5 separate regions of the Mus musculus genome follow, and all the other regions are linked to region 2. A link is a loop called in an ENCODE intact Hi-C map of the cell type or tissue named here. Cell type or tissue: left cerebral cortex. All regions are shown on one strand. Links, peaks and the distances in the headings refer to the core of each region. The heading gives the core; the rest is flanking DNA.

Region 1 (4,828 bases), core at 445-4,444, 96 kb before region 2:
TTTTATTAGATATTTTAATTTCAAATGAAATTTGCTAGTTTCCTTTCCAAAAATTCCCTATTCCCTCCCCCCTCCCCCTGCTCACCAACCCACCCACTCCCATTTCTGGCTCTGGCATTCCCCTATACTGGGGCATATAATCTTCACAGGACCTAGGGCCTCTCCTCCCATTGATGACTGACTAGGCCATCCTCTGCTACATATGCAGCTAGAGACATGAGTCCCACCATGTGTTTTCTTTGATTGGTGGCTTAGTCCCAGGGAGCTCTGGGGGTACTGGTTAGTTCATATTGTTGCTCTTCCTATGGGGCTGAAAACCCCTTTAGCTCCTTGGGTACTTTCTCTAGCTCCTTCATTGTGGATCCTGTGCTCCATCCAATGGATGACTGTGAGTATCCACTTCTGTATTTGCCAGGCACTGGCAGAGCCTCTCAGGAGAGAGCTATATCAGGCTCCTGTCAGCAAGCTCTTTTTGGCATCTGCCATAGTGCCTGGGTTTGTTTATGGCATGGATCCCCAAGTGGGGCAGTCTGACCAAGTTCAGAGCAGAGACTGAAGGAACGACCATCCAGAGACTGCCCCACTTGGGGATCATATAAGATTTTTAAAGTAGTTCCCAGAGCTGACCACAAGGGCTCCTCCGACATGTGGACGGATGAAGCTGACCGTTTTTCTGGGTTTATCCCTTGAAGCTTTGTACCTATATACAAATCCAGAACAAATCACAAAACACTTGGGGAAAAAAAAAGATTTTTAAAGTACCTGAACATCTGGTGACTTTAGCAGCAAAGTTTTCAGCGGTCCATAGTACTCTGATGGAAGCACGCAGTCTTCTGTATAGCAGAGAGTTAACAGAAGAGATCCCAGGTCATCGGTTTTAGATGATTTGTTTCCATTGTCTCTTGGCTGTAGCAAGTACCTAAAGTAAAAGTACAGCTGATGGTACTACACGTGATGGTAGTGAGTTAACGAGCAAGCGGGATAAGTAGACAGCTGAGCTACTGAAGAAGAAACCACGGGCCAGGGCCAGACTGCAGCTCATGGGCGGACTGTGTTCTCAGCACATTCAGCCCTCACTGTGCCCACGAAATAAGAAGCACAGAGCAAGTGGTTACTGGCGAGGATGGGACCTGAATTAAGGCTGTCTGATTCTAGAGTATAAGTTGTAAACCACCATCAAGAGTCAACGCCTATCTATAGTGTTCTACTACACTGTTGAGTAAACATACAGGCATAGTACAGGTGGGCATGTGGTCGTGTGTGCACTTGGGAGATTATGACTCCCAGGCCACACAGAAACCCAGGTTCAATACAACAAAACAACGAATGAAAATATATACATGCATTTGCCTATGAATATAGAAAATATTCCCAGAATCTAGAGAACAGAGGCTGGCTCAGAAATAGGACCTAGGCAAGTGGCACTGGGGAAGGAGGCAGGATTCTCTTTTACATCTTTTTACCTAGGAATGGTGTAATTTCTATTAAAAAAAACTTATTTAAAAAAACAATCAAATTATGTTCTATTATCTACACATGGCAAAATGAAAATTAGCTAATATCAACACAAAAAAGACAATGCTAACGTCCAATCTAATTATCACCAATTAAAAAACAATCAAGGTTAAGGAGGTAAATCACTCCGAGTATGAAATGTGTGATGCTCTGAGTGCGGCTGGCTAGCACGAGACTGTAGTCCGTTTCATTCTCCCAGGTTCCCCCACCACCAAGAACCGACTCAAGGTAAACAGAGATGCCTTTACTTCAATACCCAGAAGGCAAGTGGTGGAAACAGAGAACAATTCCTGCAGGCATTCACAGGCTGCGCGCGCAAGGGACACACATAAAAGTAATATGTACATAAGGGCAACAAAAGACGTCTTAGAAAGCAAGGGAAAGTGGCATGAGTCATTGTATTATAATCTGCAAATAAAATTAAATAGGAAGTAGAGCTGGAGAGATGATGCAGCAGTGGAGACCACTTGCCGCTTCTGTAGAGGACCCACATGTTGGCTCACAACTATCTCTAATTCCTGTGGCAGGGCATCTGACACCATCTGATGACCCCCACAAGCACCAGGCATACATGCAGTACACAGACATACATAGAGCAAAACACTCATATACATAAAATAGAAATCTTAAAAAAACTAAACCATCAAAAACCAGTTTTTAGACATACAATATAATAGGCAAATACTAATGGAAATTACTGGAAAAAAGAAAATAGAAAAACTTAAAGCAAGAGTACTGCCTACTAATAAGTTATTATGACCCTTTGCAATATCAACGTTAGAAATAACTATGCCTGAATGGAATGAGGTTTTGTGCAGTTATCTTTAATACCACTAGAGGATGCTACAGCTCTATAAGTGATAAAGGAGATCAAGATCTTCAATTAAAATGGCATTAACATTTTTATACTTCCATACAATGTACATTAATTCATATACATTAGCAGATTCTTCTCTTTTATGCTACATAAATTTTAGCATTTATGCTTCTGACAGACTACTTTAAATTAAAATATTTTTATTGGAGCCTAGAGAACTAGCTCAATGGTTGAGATCATAAACAAAGAACGAGTTCAATTCTTAGCAACCAAAATCAGGCAGCCACAAATCACCTGTGACTCCAGCTCCAGAGGATTCAACGACTCTGACCTCAAAGACACCAGCACTCAAGAGCACATGAAGTATTTATACTATTGATAGAAGAAATTGAAATAAAGTTACTTATTGTCTGTTAATATTCCAAGTTGGCCAAGGTAGAAAGTTCTGTCAAATTTGAAAGTATATGGAAAGACTGTGTCACACTGTGGGGGCAGGTCTGAGGCTCATTGTGGAGGCCCCTGGGAGACACAACAACTCATTTTTTCTTCTGTACTAAAGGTATGGAATGTTATTTTCAAGACTTAAAAACTGAGTTCAGGAATTTTCATGGAGAAGGGAGGAAATATGACATGGGGGCAGGGGAGGCAAACGGTAATACATTTTTCTCAACAATTAAAGTCATTTTTCTCCTTCTCTGGATGCATTTAGAAATTAAAACACACAAAATGTTTTTAGAGAGACTAATACATTTAGATTTGCATTGGAAGAGTTAAAAAATAAAATTTGAAAATTAGTCTAAAATACAGTCTCTCTAAGGAAGGCTATGGAATAGCAGAATCCCAATGAGGACTGTCTGGTGGCAGGCTCCTTTAAAGGCAAGTGAGACCAAAGAGAAACGTCTAAGTCCTAGGTCAGCTGGAGTGTGCACAGCTTAGATCTCAGCACTTAGAAGGCAAAGACAGGTGGATCTCTGAGTTCAAGGACAGTCTGGTCCTCATAGTAAGATCTAGGCCAGTCAAGGTTAAATAGTGAGATTCTGTCTCAGAAACTAAAACAATAAAAACAAAAACAAAAACAAAAACCCAACCCCTAAACAGTCAACACCAACTCCTCTTCTAGGCAGCTGAGTTCTAAAGAGCGGTTCTTATGTTAACATCCCAGTGTGTACAGACCACGTTATTTAAATTCATTTACTCATCAACAGACGGTTTGCTATTAAAGAGTGAAATCCTATCACTTATGGTAACCCATCTGGAACTGGAGGTCATTTTATCATGTGAAGTAAGGCACAGAAAGACAAAGGCCACAAGTTCTTATTCCTTTGTGAAAACTAAAGTTGATCCACATAAAAACAAAGACTGTAAGTTGCTAGAGGCAGGAGGGGAGATCATCAGAGAAAGGTATTATTATTAGAACGGGCTCTCAATGCAGCGTGGGAGTAGCAGCTCTGTTTATAATCCAACAGGTTCACTATGGTCCGTAACAACTGATGTCACGGTTCAGCACAGTCTAATTCTCCAGCATCCAACATGGAAATGGTATTTGAGAGATGGAAATGCTGACTATCCTGATTTGATCATTACACAGTATATACAAGTGACTATTACACTTAATAAGCAGGCACAAATATTACATTTCATTTTAAAAAGTGACCTTTAAAGGGAAGAGACAGAGGTCAGAGAAATGGCTCAGCTGATAAAGTGCTTGCTCTGCAGAGCATGAGAATCCGAGTTTAGGTTCCCAGCACCCATGTAAAAGCTGGGTTTAGTGGTGTGCACATCTGCAATCCTTGCACGGGGCAGGAAAAGACAGGCAGTCCCTGGAGCTCACTGCCCACCCAGCCTAGCTAATCAGTGAGCTCCTGGTTCTGAAGTCCTCTCTTCAGAAACTGAGAGTGACTGGTGAACATATCCAGTGTCAAGTCTGTTCTCTATGTGCGCATGAGTGTAAGCATACCTACATGCTCACATAGCAGCATCAACAAGCACCAACAACTGAGAAAGCATGATCCTACATACCAATCAATCTAGGAAGAAACATGGGCTCAGACACACGAAGAGACAGAAAACACTAGTTTTTAAGGGCTATAGAGAAAAAGTTTCACATTGAAATAAGTATGAATTTAATGTCAAAACATTAAGGTTATTAACATTAATGTTATTAATTCAGTATCACTATTAGAGCCATGAAAAGGCCAAATGACATTATAGTCAATACCCCACACTCAGAAAACACATCGAGGTTATCTGCATTTGTAAATGTGTGATAACTGAAAATCATACACTGCCTCACACAGAAGACTGCTGTGTCTTCTCAATAAGCCCTCTGCTTTCTACCCACAATTCTTTGACCGAAAAGCATCCAAACTGCAGATGATGACATGTGATCAAGCATCAACGAGCGGTTCATTCGATGTCTTAATGTTTCTCATTTCTTAGATTTAAGACTTTATTTTTAGTGTGTGTGTGTTTGTGTGTGTCCATGTACAGGTGCCC
Region 2 (4,828 bases), core at 561-4,560:
CACGCCGGATCCTTCTCAACAGTCTGTTTTACGGGAACACTTTATTAACCCCTTCTTCCCCGTTATGCAGTTCTGAATCCTCCCTGTAGCAGGGGGTCTTCGCTCTTGCCTGAAGATGTTTCTTTTCCCGGGTTTCGGCACCAACTCTTGCGTGCGCCCAACGTGCCAGGAAGAACGACGCTGCTACAGGATCCTTCTGCACACATTTATTCAGTCCTGTTTCTTCTTTCTCCATATATCTCCCTTGTTTATATCTCCCTTGTTTTTATATCTCCCTTGTTTTTATATCTCCCTTGTTTTTATATCTCCCCTGTTTATATCTCCCTTGTTTTTATATCTCCCTTGTTTTTATATCTCCCTTGTTTTTATATCTCCCCCCTGTTTATATCTCCCTTGTTTATATCTCTCCCTTGTTTATATATCTCCCTTGTTTTTATATCTCCCTTGTTTATATCTCCCTTGTTTTTATAACTCCCTTGTTTATATCTCCCTTGTTTATATCTCCCTTGTTTTTATATCTCCCCCGAACCCTGGGCCTCTCACTCTTTTATACTCTCAGTTCCCATCCACGCACAGCAGGCCACGCCACCTCACCAGTCACGAGGCTTCAGCTAATCAGGGCAGCAGGGGCAAATCTCCACCAAATTGGATTCACCTGTATCCTGGTACACCTGCGCAGCACTCAAGATGTTTGTGTCTTATATGAGGAAGTCAGGTGCAAGTCATATGACTTAGCTGCAGTCCCTGGCGCCTTTAGGACTGCCACCACACCCGCTCCCCACAACCCTGCCCTCATCCATCCCTCTGGCACTACAGGGTTATCACCATTTTTTTTTCCCAGTGCCTGTGAGTTGTACCTGGCTGCCCCATCACCCAGATGGTTGCATGGGAGACAGGTCATAGTCCTTTTGGCTCCTTACTGGCAGCATCTTAGTCTGGGACAATATAAGAGATGAGTTCTGTCCTGTAACAATGTGGTGGTGTCTAGGCGCTCCACCGCCCCCTTCCCTTCCCCTTTTAATAGAAAGTCTAATGATGACCACTCAAGGCCAGCAGAGCTTTCCATCATACACAGCTGCTGCCCATAGCTAGCTCTGACACCCTGAGTGGCTCAGATGCAGATAGCCCACAGGCACCTCCTCTTCTTGGTGTCTGTACCACTCTACATCACGACATGGCATTCATTCCTACTCAGTAGGGGGCTCTGTGTGCAAACTCAAGCCGTTTGGGTGTATGTGTTCAAGTGTGCCTGCGTGGTGTGTATACATAGGCATGCATGTGTTGGGGGAAGGTGGTGCCATTCTTAAGTTCCAGATTAGAAGCACATACAACTACTTTCTGGGCCAGGTTAAACTTGGTGATATACAATCTAAGGCTGCTTTAGTTTGAGTGTTAAATCAGTGTTAAAATAAACAGCCTTAGGTTGAAGGTACCAAAGGTGGGCCTCATGAAGAAAATGTGTCAACAGCGTGCACACAGTTCTGCACTGATTCCCTTCAACTTGCTGCGCAGGGAGCAAGGCAGGCACAAGTGTGAGAAGAGCTGCGTTGGACTCCCTCCTGGTACATCAGTGACCTCTGCTGGTGGGATTTCCCTCTCCCTGTGCACAGAAGTAGCATCCCTCCATGACAGTGGTTCTGCTGCCTTCAGATGCCACCACACTGCAGAGCTGGTGGGCTTCCCTGCTTATACTTTCATTGGGGGACAGGACTGCAGCCGCCAGAAAGTCTAAGTAAGCCTCCACCGGCTTATTCTCAAAGCATGTTCACTTTCAGATACAACTATATTTATTTAAAAATTCTCAAAGAGATTGCAGGAGAGGTGGCTCTTGCAGTGAGCCCGATTTTGGTCCCCAGGGTCACATCAGCCACTTACAATGGCTTCTAACTCCAGCTCCAGAGGGATCCAACACCTCTGACTTCTGCAGGCATCTGCACACAAACGCACATGTCTGCACACAGACATGCAGAATTGAAAATAAAAAAATGAATATTAAAACAAAATTCTCCAAAAGGGAGGCAGCTAGATGGTTCAGCTTGAATACGGGAATTTATTCTCTGAGATCCAAATGGTTTGAAGGAGAGGACCGACTCCTGAAAGTTCTCTGACCTCACGTGTGTGAAATGGCCTGTGTTCCTGAATACACACACATGCATGTGTGAACACACAGGTACACACAAATTAAACAAAATTTAAGTCTCAAAAAGAACATGTCTAAAACCAAATGCTACTAGCTAAACGAGTCTGAATATATGTTGCCCTGGCTGTCCTGGAGCTTGGTATGTAGGCCAGGCTCGACCTTGCCTGTGCTGAGATTAAAGGCATGGAGCACCATGCCATCCCAAACGTCCCTAAAAAAAAAAAAAACAGCCCAGCAAAGTGAAATCGATACTATCAGAGTAAGGTTACTTTTCAGATCCATGGTGGGCAGCTGCTGAGGCATCCTTTATAGATGCACAAATTCACATCTTCTATCGCTGCAGTTCATCTAACTCACAAATCAACGCAAAACGCTGCTGCCGCTCACTCATTAGCCCACATCTAGGTCAGGCGGATCTTTGATTGACTGTCCAGGCACAGCTGTCCTGGGGAACTCCAGCCCAGGAAGCTAAGCAGTCAAATTGAAGCCGTGATGACAGATCTTCCAGCATCCTGCAGGGTTTTGTTTTTAACAGCTTTTCCCCAAACCTCTTGTCTTTGTAGGACCACGGGGTGGCACTCGAGAGCCTTTTCCAGCGTGAGGTTCACCTGTGGGTGGAGCCTGTGCATCTGTCTTCCGCTGCGGGGTTCTGACTCTACAGTGAGAGCTCATTGGACCAGGGGCAAACTCCTGACCATGGAGGAACCAATCCGCGCACGCGGGGCATGGCAGGTCGGAAAATGCCTGGGAAGTGGGGAGACCGCATCTTCCACCCACAGCCTGGAAGAGCAGAGGCGGTTCCTCAGCCCACAGAGATGCACAGAGATGACTGGAGAGTGGGACGCAGCCGAGATGAGATGTCGCAGAGAGAGATTTCTACTTCTAGTTCAACTTTGGCCCAGCCTCCTTTGTAGGGTTTTCCCCTTCCATCATGGCATTTGTTCAGGCAAGGAGAATTCTCGAAGACACGAGCTTTTGTTTATATGACATTCAAAACAAAGAGCAGAATTCTGAATAGCTTGGAGAAACTCAGAATTTGAACTCATGCAAACTTCCAAGAAACCTCATAATGGGATGGGGTTTTGTCTGTCAGGACTTTGTGTTTAAAAGAGAGAGAGACACACAGAAAGCCTTTTCCCCAATTTATTTTTACATTTGCTATAAAAATCTATCAAAAATGTGTAAGCAAAAGCAAAAGATTGAAAACAAATGGTCACCATTAGCAAACTCGTTACACGTTCATCATACAGTTACACGTTAGGCAGGCATTGAAAGACCAAGAGGGGTAGGTTGTTCCTGCATTCTAGTTTAAAGAGACAGTATAGCTGGTCGTGGTGGTCCACGCCTTTAATCCCAGCACTCGGGAGGCAAAGGCAGGTGGATTTCTGAGTTTGAGGCCAGCCTGGTCTACAGAGTGAGTCCCAGGACAGCCAGGGCTACACAGAGAAACCTTGTCTCGAAAAACCAAAAAGGGCAAGAATGTACATGTACACACACACACACACACACACACACACACACAAAGGGGGTGCAGGGTGGGCAGAGGGGTCTCTGACATCTACAGAATGATTGTATCGTGTGAAAACAATGTTCCCACATACATGTATTAGCTCTTTCAATACACAGCGGCTACATATGTGTACACAACTATACTAAGCTGCTTTTTACCTTTATTGAGTTTATACTTAATCTACTTTATAGGAGATACTTCTCTTAACCTTGAGAGCTCCTGGAAATTGGGTCGATCTTCATAGCTGTCTGTCCTGCCGTGCTTCTGCGAGCTGATTGGACAACCAGGGAGAGGCAGGATGGGAAGTTCACGGTTGCTTGTTCCGTATACAGAGTGACATGTGGAAGGGTGTAGTTTGTGGATTGGTAAATTGATATCTGAAGTTGAGGAATTGCCCAGTAAATAAACAGGGTGTCTCATCTCTGTTCTAAGTACATTTTCAACACCTAGACGAGTGGAGTCATTGGCTTGGGCCCGCAGGCTCCGCATCTAGTGATTAGTGAAAGTAATACCTTTTCCCCCAGATTCTTTTAAATAAAGATGAAAGCATCTGGCGCACCGCCTGGCCGGGTCTTGGCTGATGTTGAATGTTTGGTGCTGTTTTAATCAGCTTTTTCTTCAATGTGTCCTAAAAGGAGGTTGTACCACTTACGTTAGAAGAGACCGAGTATCAGCTATGAGCCAGCGCTGTGTTGTGTTTGAATTCAGTTTCAGAGGAGATTGTTAGACGTAGCTCGCTGAATTTCGTTGCTGTTGACAGGCTGGTCTCCAACTCGTTGTCATTATTGTAGGTCTGTTTTTGTGTATGTGAGTGAGATTATAATATAATGACATCACTTCTTCCTTCTCTTCCTCCCTCCAAACCCTCCAATAGATCCTTCCATGGTCTCTTCTAAACTCATGGCCTCTTTTTTTTTTTCATTGATCATTGTTATGTGCCATCCATATATATATATATATATATATATATATATATATATATATATATATGCCGTGACTGTATACTGTTGCTTGTATGTATGTTTTCAGGGCTGAGCACTTGGCATTGGTTGACCATTGGTATGTTCTTCACTGGGGAAGACCACACCCCTTCCCCCAGCATTCTTACTCGTCTGTAGTTCTTTGTGAAGGGGTTGAGGCTTTGTGGTCTTTTGCCCTTCAACTTTGGCATGTCTTTT
Region 3 (4,828 bases), core at 418-4,417, 150 kb after region 2:
TGGATTGGTTGTAAGATCCTCCATAGCCCAGATGCCACAATGTGATGACGCTCAAATCTCATAGGAGATGGTTTTACATTTGTCTGTAATATATACATGTCCTTCTCTATATTTACATCTCTAGATGACTCTTCCTCTACAGTCTGGATGATAAGCAGTGTTACATTAGGGAATAATGACAAGGAAAAACATCTACATATGCTCAGAAGAAGTGCTCCCCACTCCCAAATATTTTCTCTCCACTGTTGATGGAACTTGAGTGTACGGCTGTGTTTGGCTTCCACAATAAGTAAATAAATGTCCCCATGGTAGAGAAATCTGTGATAAATAAACTCTCCCTTTCCTATAAGTGACTGCAGTTCCCTATCCCTCCAGGTAGATGCCTTGGCACCTAGAATGTGCTCGCCCTCTGCAGTCCCAGGAAGCAGCCTTGGAGGGAACACAGGAAGTTTACAGGGGGTGACTGCTGTAAATGGAGGTGACAAAGCAGATGCTGGACTTTGAAAGTCACAAGGCCTCTGCTGCCCCCACAAGAACTCTGATTTGGGCATGGATCTCTGAGTTATTCCCTGGCTATTGCATTCTTGTTCTGACCAGTCAGTATATGTGGCTGTCCTGGGAAAGAGGTTTGTCCTTTGGCCAATGGTGTTCTCTTTCAGAGCAAGTTCTGGAAAGGCTGAGAGTCCAGTGCTGCCAGCAAGTATAGAAAGCAGTCCTGAAGTGGGGGTTCTGTGTGGCACAGTGCCAACACACCCTCAGCTCTGGTGGAGGGGATTGGGGGAAGGATGTTCACTGTTAGCTCTGTTAGCACCCACTCTTCCTCAGTGTGCTGGCTTGAATTAGATTGTCTCCCATAGGCTAGTATGTTTAAATATGCAGTCCCCAGTTGATGGACCTGTTTGGGAAGGATTAAGCGATGTGGTCTTGTTGGAGGAGTTGTGTCTAGGGGCAAGCTTTGAGATTTGAAAAGCCAGTGGTGAGCTTACTGATTGCCCGGTCTGCCTTCTGTTTGTAGTTCAAGATATGAGTCCTCGGCTGTTGTTATGGCCACCTGCTGCCTGCGACCTCTGCTCCAACATCCTGGAACCTGTGCTGGCTGGTTCTGTGTGTCAACTTGACACAAGCTGCAGTTATCGCAGAGAAAGGAGCCTCCCTTGAGGAAATGCCTCCATGAGATCTAGGTATTTTCAATTAAGGTATTTTCTCAATTAGTGATCAAGGGTGGGAGGTCCCCTTGTGGGTGGTGCTATTCCTGGGCTGGTTGTCCTGGGTCCTGTAAGAGAGCAGGTTGAGCAAGGCAGGGGGAGCAAGCCAGTAAGTAACATCTGTCCATTGCCTCTGCATCAGCTCCTGCTTTCTGTCCTGCTTGAGTTCCAGTCCTGGCTTCCTTTGGTGATGAAGAGCAATGTGGAAAATGTAAGCCGAATAAACCCTTTCCTCCCCACCTTGCTTCTTGGTCATGATGTTTGTGCAGGAATAGAAAGCCTGACTAAGACAAACCCCAAATAAACTCTTCCTTGTGTAAATTACCTTGATCTCAGCAATAGAAAAGTAATTAATGCACTTAAATTGAAGCAGCTTTGACAGGAACAGCAATGTGCCTAATAAACTCACTGCTTCCTTGGAATCAAGGAGCCCCTGTTCTGCCCGTGTGACGTCCGCAGGCATCTGAGATCCTGAGAGCATGCTGGACCCATTTGAAAGGATTGACACATGACTTTATTGCTTAAGCCATGGTGATCAGGTTTGGGTAGCATGAAACCTAACAGTGACCCAGATTGTTCAGGGGACTATTATGCGGTGTCCTGCTTAAGAACATGGTCCTAGCTGTCTCTTGTGACCCAGATGTAGCTGTCTCTTGTGACCCAGATGTAGCTGTCTCTTGTGACCCAGATGTAGCTGTCTCTTGTGACCCAGATGTAGCTGTCTCTTGTGAGACTATGCCGGGGCCTAGCAAACACAGAAGTGGATGCTCACAGTCAGCTAATGGATGGATCACAGGGCTCCCAATGGAGGAGCTAGAGAAAGTACCCAAGGAGCTAAAGGGATCTTCAACCCTATAGGTGGAACAACATTATGAACTAACCAGTACCCCTGAGCTCTTGACTCTAGCTGCATATGTATCAAAAGATGGCCTAGTCGGCCATCACTGGAAAGAGAGGCCCATTGGACACGCAGACTTTGTGTGCCCCGGTACAGGGGAACGCCAGGGCCAAAGGGGGGAAGTGGGTGGGTAGGGGAGTGGGGGTGGGTGGGTAAGGGGGACTTTTGGTATAGCATTGGAAATGTAAATGAGCTAAATACCTAATAAAAAATGGAAAAAAAAAATAAAAAAATAAAAGTAGTAAAAATTTTAAAAAAAAAAAAAAAAAAAAAAAAAAAGAACATGGTCCTAGCCAGGCGGTGGTGCACGCTTTTAATCCCAGCAGAGGCAGGTGGCTCTCTGAGTTTGAAGCCAGCTTGGTCTACAGAGTGAGTTGCAGGATAGCAAGGGCTATACAGAGAAACCTTGTCTTGAAAAACAAAACAAAACAAACAAAACAAACAAAGAGAACATGTTCCTTTAATCCAATTCTGCTTCACACCAGCTAGCTCTGTGAATCACCCAGTCAAACTTTTCTATAAAATGTGAACGATATAATACATTTGTTTTCATGTGTAACTCCTGAGTCACTGGCTTGTTTTACTTTGCCTTAGGCTTTCTCAGATGTTAGCATGGAAAAGCTTGCCTGTGGAAACTCCTCCATGACAGGCAAACAAGGGCAGTTTGTCGACTTCTTAAAACACAAGCGAACCTACTTTTCTATAAGGCAGACCCAACCCTAAAGACCAATAGCTTATTTGATGCTGCCCTCTAGTGGTTGAACACACTATCGCTCGCTACATTGTTTTACTTAAAGAAAAATAAGCCAGGATGGCTGGAATAGTCCCTAACCATTTAGACTTAAATTTGTAACTGCAGCGACCCCCATTTTTAATTTACTGACATCCTTCTCCAAACACAACATCTGGTAGGACTGCTGCAGAGGCCATAGGAAACGCCCCTTACTAAGGCCGCTCAGTCTCTTCCAGGGAATAGAGTGGCCAGAGCCCCTGTGTCTACCTAGGCTGGACTCAAGGCAGACTATTTAGAAAAGCATTCTCCTCTCTTGGAAGACTCACGCAGCCCATGTAGGGAGGCAGGACTCTCACTCGGCTGACACATCTGAAGTCAGCCCCAAGGGTATCCTCCTGCTGAGGGTACCGCAGCCCTGAGGAGTTCTGTTCCTCTTGGTGACCCTTTCCTCACGGATGCTCATCTGTCCCAGCTGTTAGCCAGGCCTCAGCAGCTAGGAGGGCCTGGTCATGCCTGTGTATTCGGCTGATTCCTCATGGACAGATTTGTGACTGAGCTAGCTCCTGGTAGGTGTGAACACAGGGCTACACTCCTGATACTCAGTTGCAAGTCTTGAGCCATGAGGATCGGGCTGGCATCCCACTAGCCACTACTTTACCCTGTGTATCTGCAGCTACATTCTATCTAACACATCAGGGTGACCTACCCAGCCTGGGATGCTGAACCCGCCTCGAGGGGCTTTCTGAAGATTCAGCGAGGCGTGTATCCCCACCTTTCCTGTCCTAGTTCTTGGGTTCTGAAAAAGGGATTTACCGAAGACTTCTTCCAAGTCTAATTCTGCTGAGCCTATGATGAAAGACCTTCGATCAGGTGTTTAGTAGTTTTCTTGGAAAGCCATTTATTATTGCTAATTATTACCACCAGGCCAGCAGCACAGGCCTGTACTCAGGAGGCTGAGGCAGGAGGACCTTGAGGTTACGGTCTGATGGGAGGCTAAGGCCACCTGGGCACATCACTGAGCTCCTCTTTTGAAAGAGGAACACGGTTGTGGATGTGGCTTAGTGGCAGAGTGCTTACCTAGCATGTGCGAGGCCCTGGGTTCGATTCCTGGCACTAAAACGAGTAAACTCTAATTCCAATAGCATATAGTTGAGTTTGTTAAGTCTGTTCAAAGCGAAGCTTGACAAAGAATGCTCAGCCCAGCGTGGTAACGGCCACTTGCAGTTCCAGCACAGGGAGAAAGGAGAGGCAAGGAGCCGAGAAAGGGGCCTGGGGGGGGGGGGCGAGGGGGTAGGGGTCTGTGTATGTGTGTGTGGGGGTGGAACATGAAGTTGAGTAGGAGGCAGAAATGAATCTGGACAAGTTGGAAGATGGGGCTGCATATGGTAAAAAATGTTTTATATGAAATTCTCAAAGAATAAGAATGTTTTTATTTATTTTTGAATTATTTATTTTATTTATATGAGTACACTGTTGCTGTCTTCAGACACACCAGAAGAGGGCATGTGATCCCATTACAGATGGTTGTGAGCCACCATGTGGTTGGTTGCTGGGAATTGAACTCAGGACCTCTGGAAGAGCAGTCAGTGCTCTTAACTGCTGAGCTGTCTCTTCAGCCCTAAAAACGTTTTAAAAACAGCTAAAAAGGGCCGGGCGTGGTGGTGCACACCTTTAATCCCAGCACTCGGGAGGCAGAGACAGGCGGATTTCTGAGTTAGAGGCCAGCCTGGTCTACAGAGTGAGTTCCAGGACAGCAGGGCTATACAGAGAAACCCTGTCTCGAAAAAACAAAACAAAACAAAAAAGCTAAAAAAAAAGTCTGTCATGACACTCTTGAACCTGTACTGACACAAATGTACACACATAAACATGTCACACATAAAAAGATAAATAAAATGTGTTTTAAAAAAGAATATAAAAAGAATATCTATGTTCTATAAAATTTAATTTTTGTTGTTTCTATAAAATATACTAGTCTATTCTGTATTTTAT
Region 4 (4,828 bases), core at 430-4,429, 130 kb after region 2:
CACCATGGCCAAAGCCACTTGAAGAAGAGAGAGTTTACTGTGGCTCACGGCCTCAGAGGGATTAGAGTCTCGTGTCAGAAGGAGGCATGGCGACCAGAAGCAGGCATGTGGCAGAAGCAGAGACTTGGGGGCTCATATCTGGAACCACAAGCAGGAAGCAGAGGGCAATGAACTGGAAGTGGTGGGAAAACTAACTCTCAAAGCTTACCCCTAGTGACACTCCTCCTCTATAAGACTGCACCCCTGAAACCTCCCCAAACAACTCCACCAATTGGGGACTACACGTTCAAATGCCTGAGACTACAGGAAATGTTTCTAATTCAAACCACCACAGTAACTGTGATGGGTTGTATATGCTTGGCCCAGGGAGTGGCACTATTTGAAGGTGTGGCTTTGTTGGAGTAGGTGTGTGACTGTGGGCATGGGCTTTAAGACCTTACTCCTACCTGCCTGGAAGCCAGTGTTCTGCTAGCAGCCTTCAGATGAAAATGTAGAACTCTCAGCTCCTTCTGCACCATGCCTGCCCAGATGCTGCCATGTTCCCACCTTGATGAACCTCTGAACCTGTAATCCATCCCGAATTAAATGTTGTCCTTATAAGAGTTTCCTTGGTCATAGTGTCTGTTCACAGCAGTGAAACCCTAATTAAGACAGTAACTAAAGTCAAAATGCTACAATAGGAGTAACAAGAGTCTAAAGAAAGTCACATGCGCTCCTCCGTTGGCTCCTGGGTTATTGTCAGGGAAGTGGTATGCAGGGAAAAGGAAAGGCTGAAGCCTGGGGCCAGCTGGAGAGGGGGCATCCAGAAAGATCTCACCGGTTCTGAGCACGTCAGAAGACTGGGACTGAGACAGAACAGAGCAAATGATCTAAGGGCCCACATCTCAGTCTGACTGAGCCTAGTTGTTGGGGCTGCCAGGGCCCAGGCTCTGACCTGAGCAGCTTTTAACTGAGAGATTATAGGAGAAAAATAAAAAAGGAATCTTGGGGTTGGAGAGATGGCTCATCAGGTGAGAGCACTTGCTGCCCCTGCGGAGGACCTAGGTTTGGTTTCCAGCACCCATACAGTGGCTCACAACCATGTGTAACTACAAATCCAGATGGTTTGCTTCACTCTCTGGCTGCTACAGGCATGTGGATGCGTGTGGTACACAAACGTACAGTCAGATTCTCTCATACATGCACATACAACAACAACAACAACACTTTTTTTTTTGTAACCTAATGCATACTTACCGGCTTGCTCGTCACAGCTTGCTTAGCTTACTCTCTGATAGAACCCAGGATCACCATCCCAAGGATGGAACCATCTAAAATGAGCTGGGCCTTTCCCCCATCAATCACTAATTAAGAAATGTCCCTACAGCTGGGTCCTATGGGGGCATTTTCTCAATTGAGGTACCTGCTTTTTCAGATGACTCTAGCTTGTGTCAAGTTAACATAAAAACTAGCCAGCACATTAGTCCCCAGAAATCCGTGCCTACCTCATCCACACCTAATCCTTGTCTTGTGGAAGAATTCTACTAATGTTGATGTCAGGGTTCAGGAGGCACCCCTTGTTGGCATTTAGCTCTAATCTACTCTGACAGACACAGATGCGTCGACTGGAGCTGCTCCTTCCTATCTATCCACAGATGGCTCCACAGACCCTCGACAGCAAGGAAACAGCCAACTCTCCTAAGACTGGACCAATAGTCCATACCCATACTCCTGTTTCCTAGAGACATGTCGCCCCAAAGTCAGTAGGAAATAGCTAAAGATCACTACGATCCTATTCCTGTTCCACCATTGCCTATTTCTATTTTTTCCTTAATTAAACCAAAATGGGGGAATGTTGGCATTTAGTATAGGCTCTGCCCCATGGTTGCCTGGCAACAGTCAGGTGTGCCTGACTCACTATAAAGGGGGTTGCTTGCCCCCTCCTCACCTTCTTACTCTCCTGTCCCTCTCCACCCTCTCCCCTCTCTCTTCCCGTGCTCATAACTGGACTCTATTCCTCTTCTCTCTCTCTCTCTCTCTCTCTCTCTCTCTCTCTCTCTCTCTCTCTCTCTCTGCCTTTCTCTGACACTAGCCTTTTTCTCAGCTCCCCTCCCCCATACCCTGAATAAACTCTGTTCTATACTATAGAGTGGCATGGTTCCACTGAGGCACCCCCTTCCCCCACGCCTGACTGCACTTCCACCAAACATATTCCTTCTCTCTTTATTTTTTATAAAACACACCACCACAAAAGGGCTTTCATGGTCTTGAACAAGAGCTTGAGCAGAGACACACAATGTAGCAGCAGAGGTTTAAGATACACCTCCATGGGAGGAGGCAGGTCTGACCAAAGGAGAATTCAGTCGTTCACTGCTGCACAAGAAAGGGGTTCTTATGTTAAAATATGGGCTTTTGGGGTCATTGGCACAACACGAGATTTTCAGTGTATGCATTTGATGCCATCTAGAGGTGAGGAACGGATTGATTTTCTTTGCAAATTAGTGACTAACAGGTGGCAGGGGTTGTGGGTGAGGGTGGGGTTGGGAGTGTTGCTGGAATGTCTTGAGGAAGCCACCATATGATAGCCATGAGATTTGTGTCCCCTCTCGGGAGTCTTGGTCTCTTTATTAGAAGAAGTTAGGAATGGCCCTGAGAAGGCTGGGCTGGTTCCATGACAGACTTCAAAGTGACAGTTAAGGAGACAAGGCCTAAGAACTGGGCAAGTTCAGGCAAGCCCAGGCAAGTCAATTACTAATAGAAAAACCCCAGGCTCCAGCCTTCACGCCCCATAATGGTTCTGGAATGCCTAGAGTTAAAGAGAAAGCTCACCTACCCCAGAATTCCTCAGCAAATGCCTAGAGATATTGTTAGCATCCTGTCTAAGCTCCACCCCACAGTTACCTGGCAACAGCCAGGTAGGTCTGACCCACTATAAGAGGGGCTGCTTGCCTCTCTCTCTCTCTCTCTCTCTCTCTCTCTCTCTCTCTCTCTCTCTCTCTCTCTTTCTCTCTCTCTCTCCTCTCTCTCTATCTCTCTATCTCTCTCTTGTTCTCTTCCCTTCTTGCTCCCTCTAGGTCCCCTCACCCTTTTCCCCTTCTCTTCACCATTCCCTTCCCCCTCTCTCCATGTGCTCATGACTGGCTTCTCTTCTTTCTCTCTTCTCTCTTCTCTCTTCTCTCTCTCTCTCTCTCTCTCTCTCTCTCTCTCTCTCTCTCTCTGCCTCTACTACCCTCTTAACTCCCCTCCTCATACTCTGAATAAACTCTATTCTATACTATACTGTCATGTGGCTGGTCCCTCATGGGGAAGGGATGCCTGCTGAGATGTCCCCCTCCCCCATACCTCACCACACCCCCACAGAGCATACCCCTTCTCTCTTTATCTTCTTATAAACACATCAGATATAGCAAGATAAAGCTCATTTGTCCTGGAATTTCAGTGTGCTTTAAATCGAGCCTGGGAGCTCACTTGGTTGTCTGTCTGGTAATGGGAGACCCCAGCATGCTGGACTTCCGCAGAATAAAACACTCTTTGCGTTTACATACTATTTGAGTCCCGGAAAGGGAAGCTTGAGGGTAATTTATTAGAGTTTGAAAAGAAAAAGTCCCAGGCAGGCAGGCATAACTCTGGCAGCTGCCTATCTGGAGAAAAATGAAGACAATGGGGTAAGAAGTTACGCCAGCGTGGCAGTCAACTCAGGCAGGCAGTCCCACGGTGGAAGCCAGCGTGGGGGTCAGTCACAGGCAAGTAGGCAATCACATGGCCGGGAAGGGAGTTATAGAGAAAGAATAGGGGTGTCCAAAGTACCAGGGAGTGTAAAAGGCTCTGGGTAGCATCCCAAAGAAAAAGAGAGAAGAAAGGAAAAGTTATGATCTCTGAATGAGGACTCAGATTGGTAGAGTGAGCCAGGCAAACCTTAAGGTGGATGATAGGGAATGTGCTAGGGGGCAGGAACCCTGGGAAGGGAAAGTACTGTGTGAAGGTGAACCCATCCTCTTAGGGATAGTCTCTTAGCCAGGTCCTCAGCCTGCCCTACAGAGGTAACTCTTTTGTTTATTTTTAATATTTACAGTTTTAACATAACATTTTCATTGACTCTTTAGGAATTTCACATCATGAACTCCACTACACTCACTGCCCAGTCCTTTCATGGTCTGCTCCCTGCAGGCTTAGATTTTTTTTTTAAATCTACTTTAATTAGGGTCCTTAAATACTTCCACCTCCCTTCTAGCCCACCGACCAGAGGTAGCAGAAGATGGTTAATAGGATAAGGGAGATGTAGACCTGTTTAGAAGTAGTTCTTTGGGGGAAGTTTTAACCTTCACTGTCTGGATATCAGCAGTCCAGTGCTGGGCAGATATCTATTAAAATCTATTTCCTGCTGATAACCCTGAGTTATGACTTACTATGTTTCATCTGGGCTGCTCTTAACTCCAATTGGCCAGCCCTTGGGGACCATGTTTTCTTGACTCCTAACCAATGGTGTCTTTCTCTTCTTCTTCACCTTCTCTCCATAATTCTCCTCCAATCTCCTCAAGTCTGAGAACCCTAAAACCTGCCTATGTCTCTTCTGCCCAGCTATTAGCTGCTGACATCCTTATTCACCAATCAGAAATAACTAGGGGGCAAGGTCACATAGCTCACTTGGGTCTACACGCAGACTCTCTTGTCTCTGGGCAACCAGGTCTTGGGGGACCTCACTTAGCATTACAATGCACAGCAACAGACAGAACCTCAACACTGTGAGATTGTAATCATGGAATATATATTACACCAACATGCAAAAAGAAAAAAAACAACATGAAGTAAGGTTACAATTATGGATAGATTTATAAATAGGGCTTATGTT
Region 5 (4,828 bases), core at 518-4,517, 200 kb after region 2:
AGCTTTTCCGTACGTGTTTGTGTGTCTATCTTTCCTTCATTCCCTTGTTGCCCCAGTCAGGTTTCCAGGACCAAGCCATACAGGACGCTGTGACTTCACTTTTCACTTAGGTAAACCTTGATATTTGCACACCTTGACATAAATATGCATATTCCAGAAGATGTGTGAAACTTACAGAAAAAAAAAACTGGCAGGAGACAGCCTAGGTGAGTTGCTATTTCTGCTAGACAGGAGGAAAGACTAAGATTTCTCAGAGTTTACTTATACACGTTATGCCTTCTATAAAAACTGTGAATAATTAACAAAACCAACAATAACAGGAAAATGTCACTGTTAAATCAGACTGTATGTTAAAGTAAGACTACAAGGCAGGTTACAGTGCGGCGTTCAGTATGATCTCGGTAACATGATAATGATAAAGACTATACTACAAAGGCTGGCAGACTGTTTGGGTTCTGTTTGTCTTAAGGCAAGGATGGGAGACTTTATTTGTATACTGTACAGAGCTCAGAACCTAGTGCTACTTTAAAATACGAACTTAAGGGCTAGAAAGATGGACCAGTGCTTAAGAGCACTGGCTGTTCTTCCAGAGGACCCAGGTTTGAATCCCGGCATCCCCGTGGCAGCTAACAACATCTATAACTCAAGCTACAAAGGATCCAATGATCTTCTGGCCTTCCCAGGCAACAGGCACCAATGTGGTACACAGTCGTACATGCAGACAAAACACCCAGACAAAAAAATAAATAGGTACGTGTATGTGTGTGTTGTTAAAGATGAATTTTATGTAATTGCTACTGTGAGAAATGGTAATTAACCTGACCAGGACTGTGTGCACGGAACCTCCCTAATCACCCACACCCATCAGCCCATCATCCGGTTGTGAGCTCAAACTCCCAACAATGGGATGAGACCCAGTCGCCATCTGCATTAGGAATAAAAGGCAGGGATCGTCTTCACGACCCATGCTCACTGGCCCAGTGTGGGTTCTGGTGCACCCAGACATTTTTGCAAAAAGAAACTCTAGGCTAGAGAGAAGGGTCGGTGATTATGAGCACGTGCTCCTGCAGAGGACCCAGGTTCAATTCCTAGCATCCAACCGGCAACTAAGAGCTGCCCAGTTCCAGAGGATCCAACACCCTCTTCTGGCTTCCTTAGGTACTGCCCGCATGAAGGGCACAGACAATAAACACAAGCAAAACATCCACGTGTGTTATATATTTTAATAAATTGCTTTGCTGAGTTACTTTTGCTCTATGTGTTCCTTCATTCAACACCAAGATTATTCTTTTCCAACAACTTGAGGTCTCATCTTGGATCTCAAACCCATCTGTCAGAGTGTGGGGGTGCCTTCCCTTGGGAGAAATGTCCTCCCCACCATGTTCTCAGTAGCTTCCATAGGGTCTTTGGTGAACTTTTGAATGGGTACTGATCCAAGAATGGAGAGTTTCTCAGCAATGCAGAGATGCCCCTGGAAAATAGCTCAGTGGCTGGGTAACCGTTGTGTACAAGACAGAGGTAAGAGACACAGAGAATAACAACACACGTCTTGGCGGTTGGGTCATCCTGGAGTTTGGATAAGAGTGAACAAGATGTGCTCCTGGCCTGAGGTGAATACGGAACACTGACCCACAACAGCTTCATAGCTGTCCTTGGTGACTTCTGGTAAGCCTGTTGCTAAGTAGCACCTACTACAGGACACTACCCCACGAAGGAAGCAGTCAGAAGACTAAGGAAACACTAGAAACTGGGGTGCGAGAAACTTCCATTCGGGTGAGTCTCAGAGAGGTGAACCCTCACGAAACCAGGAGAGAAAATCATTGAGGTAAAAAGAACCCTAGGAAAGCAGACTCACCCAGACAGGAGCAAACCAACTCCTCTGGTGAAGCAAGAGACTCCCAACCCTATTCAATATACTTTTCCCTAACCTGACTACAGAGGGTACTGAATACCGTGTAGGACTACCATACGGCTGCTTACGGATTAAATCAGAATTAGGTATTTTTAACAAGTTGGACGTTAATTTCCAGCCAACAAAAAAGATCACAGATCCATTTAACCTCAGCCCAAACAAACAACAACAAAAAACCCCAACCCAGCACCAAGGTCATTTTCTTCTTCCTAGTTCTGCCATGTGCTTTCCGGAGCAACAGCGCCACCTATGGGCACTGGACACACCTTCTGTTCTGTTATCTTCTTTCATGGGGTTCCCTTCTGAGCAACAGCTTGTCTCTAAGAACACAGAGGAAGTCAAATGGAACCCAGATGGCATTGCCTGGCATTCACAGTTGCAATCTGTGGTAAGGCATAAGGGCCTCCTCTGCTTGGGTTGTCTGGTGGTTTGAATGTCCCCCTAGGCTCGGGCAATCGAACACCTGGTCCCAGATGTTGGTACTGCTTAGGGAGTTTTAGGAGCTGCAGGCTTGCTGGAGGAAGTGTGCCACTGGGGGAGGGCTCTGAAGAGTACACAGCCTCTCCCTACTTTGAGTGAACTCTCTCTGCTTCACACTTGTGGCTGAGGATGTAATCTTTCTCAGCTGCCTGCTGCAGTGCACCCCTGCCATGATGGACTCTTAGGCTTTGGAACCATAAGCCCAAATAAACCTTCTCTGTATACCTTGCTTTGCGTCATGGTGCTTTGTATCACAGCAACAGAAAAGAAACAGACAAGTTAAGACCATGGAATTTCTTCTGTTTCCTTGCTTGGCCTTCTTGGGAAGCACATATACATAGGCTGCATACCTGCCATATACATAGGCTGCATACCTGCCATATACATAGGCTGCATATCTGCCATATACATAGGCTGCATACCTGCCATATACATAAGCTGCATACCTGCACTAGCTCCTCCTTATACCCAGGCTACTGTAAGTCCTGTGTGTGTGTGTGTGTGTGTGTGTGTGTGTGTGTGTGTGTATGGTCTAAAAGGGGTGACTATCCACACTTATTCTGTGTATGCATGTAACCCCACAGAAACTTGTACCACAATGGGAGATGGGCTTATTTTAACATGGATCTGAGCACTATGGATCTACAAGCACAAAGTAACCACGTTGGTTTATGAAACACAGCAGGCCTTGTTGATTATTGATAAAGATTATGATGCCTGAATTTTTTTTTCAGAATGGAAAAAAAAAAACCTGGAAAGAATGAAGCAAACTACAAAGGTCTGAAGAAGTAATATGAAGATATGCAAAGGATGAGTTCATCTATGATATTAAAATATCTAAGGTCAAAGTTGAACACGTTGCTGTCAAAATTCTGCTTAAATATATGTCTCCTAAATGTTTATTTATAAGTGTTTGTTTTTACCCCAGCTTTACCTAAGGATCAGACAGTAGTTAAAAGTGCCAGGTTGATATTGTTAACCTTATGGGTGTTCAGCAGCCAGATGTGGTAGGTTTAAATAAGAATGCAGCCCCCAGCCGGGCGTGGTGGCGCACACCTTTAATCCCAGCACTTGGGAGGCAGAGGCAGGTAGATTTCTGAGTTCGAGGCCAGCCTGGTCTACAAAGTGAGTTCCAGGAAAGCCAGGGCTATACAGAGAAACCCTGTCTCAAAAAACAAAAAAACAAAACAACAACAACAAAAAAGAATGCAGCCCCCATAAGCTCATATATTCAGAGAGTGGCAATACTTGAAAAGGACTGGGTGAGGCTTTGTCACTGGTGTGGAGGGGGTGGGGGTTGAAGTTTCAGAGCCCAAGCCAGGCCCACTCTGTGTCTCTCTCTCTCTCTCTGTCTCTCTGCCTCTCTCTGTGTGTCTCTCTCTCACTGTCTCTCTCTCTCTGTCTCTCTGTGTGTGTGTGTGTGTCTCTCTCTCTCTGTGCCTCTCTCTGTGTCTCTCTGTCTCTGTCTGTCTCTCTCTCTCTGTCTCTCTCTCTCTCTGTGTCTCTCTGTCTCTGTCTGTCTGTCTCTCTCTCTCTCTCTGTCTCTCTCTGTCTCTCTCTCTCTGTCTCTCTCTCTCTGTCTCTCTGTCTCTGTCTCTGTCTCCCTGCTGCCTGTGGATCTGGGTATAGAACTCTCAGCTATTTCTCTAACACCATGTCCGCCTGCAGGCCACCATGCTCCCCACCATGACGATAATGGACTCAATCTCTAACACCTGTAAGCCAGCCGCAATTAAATGTACTTTAGGGGCCCTTTAGATAGGCCACAGGGTGGTGTATTCGCAATTAAATAAATGCTTTCCTTAAGAGAGTTGCCGCAGTCCTGGTGTCCTCAGAACACTAAGACATCACACTTGGAGGTTTATACTGATGCAGTCAGAGGCATTGGCAGGGGAAAATATTTTCCCCTGTCCCAGGGATCTGTGGTGCATCTCCAAAATGCCCTGTGGGGAGTCACCAGTTCTCTTGTTAAACAAGGCCCACCCAGCAAACTCTAAGCATGTCTAGTCTACAAAGAATTTCCTCTGTGCCTTCAAGTGAATCTGTGGTCAATTAAGGCCTTTAACTCCTCTTCATGGCGATGTTAACCAGTTGTTCACTGGTTAAAGAAAGGCAGGAGGGGCCTGAGGTTTCTCTCAAGTCCACGTGAGTCCTGAGGACCAGGTCCTCATCTGGCCTTAGCAGTTAAAGAGGGAGAAGTGACTAATGTTGGCCACCTCTGTGGTGACAACATCCAGCAGGAAAGCACAGGCACGTTTTCTCTGCACTCCGAGGGGTCGCACTGCCCACACATGAGGCTTAAATACATAGGGGGTGCTGTCTAAACAGCCATTTCTCACTAAGGATCCTCTTCTTGATAAGACAAATGCTGCCCAGGAGTGAGCCCAGACCTCAGCTCCCTGCAGCAGCTGCCTCCAGCCAGGAGAGACAGGCCCA

The links. A loop is a pair of places that touch in the nucleus more often than their neighbours do. Peaks named below come from ENCODE experiments on the same cell type or tissue, not always from the same donor. Only the 100,000 strongest peaks of a DNase experiment are listed, where the experiment ranks them.
Region 1: a loop joins it to region 2, with 9 times the contacts of the local background. A loop is called at or near these places in 29 of 42 quality-filtered maps.
Region 3: a loop joins it to region 2, with 10 times the contacts of the local background. A loop is called at or near these places in 32 of 42 quality-filtered maps.
Region 4: it touches region 2 in a loop (2.8-fold over the local background); 11 of 42 quality-filtered maps call a loop at or near these places.
Region 5: a loop joins it to region 2, with 2.6 times the contacts of the local background. A loop is called at or near these places in 2 of 42 quality-filtered maps.

What each region holds. Positions count from the first base shown.
Region 1 is chr9:96,571,103-96,575,930 of GRCm38, forward strand. Rasa2 (RAS p21 protein activator 2) reads right to left here. Exons shown (of 24, transcript NM_053268.2): 10 at 763-919. Among named protein-coding and RNA genes, the nearest start is that of Gm28729, 48 kb to the left of the region's middle. In left cerebral cortex, for the core only: CTCF peaks have their summits at 620 and 2,348; DNase peaks (open chromatin) are centred at 593 and 1,042.
Region 2 is chr9:96,667,241-96,672,068 of GRCm38, forward strand. No RefSeq gene overlaps it. Among named protein-coding and RNA genes, the nearest start is that of Rasa2, 38 kb to the left of the region's middle. In left cerebral cortex, for the core only: CTCF peaks have their summits at 1,576 (motif pointing left) and 2,711 (motif pointing right); DNase peaks (open chromatin) are centred at 1,579, 2,800 and 4,232; H3K4me3 peaks cover 748 bases; H3K27ac peaks cover 1,304 bases.
Region 3 is chr9:96,815,892-96,820,719 of GRCm38, forward strand. No RefSeq gene overlaps it. Among named protein-coding and RNA genes, the nearest start is that of C430002N11Rik, 53 kb to the left of the region's middle. In left cerebral cortex, for the core only: CTCF peaks have their summits at 2,863 (motif pointing left) and 4,312 (motif pointing right); a DNase peak (open chromatin) is centred at 2,842.
Region 4 is chr9:96,797,862-96,802,689 of GRCm38, forward strand. No RefSeq gene overlaps it. Among named protein-coding and RNA genes, the nearest start is that of C430002N11Rik, 35 kb to the left of the region's middle. In left cerebral cortex, for the core only: a CTCF peak has its summit at 2,444 (motif pointing left); a DNase peak (open chromatin) is centred at 2,402.
Region 5 is chr9:96,871,077-96,875,904 of GRCm38, forward strand. All of the region lies in intron 1 of Pxylp1 (2-phosphoxylose phosphatase 1), which reads right to left. Among named protein-coding and RNA genes, the nearest start is that of Pxylp1, 16 kb to the right of the region's middle. In left cerebral cortex, for the core only: CTCF peaks have their summits at 1,129 (motif pointing left) and 2,153; a DNase peak (open chromatin) is centred at 2,173.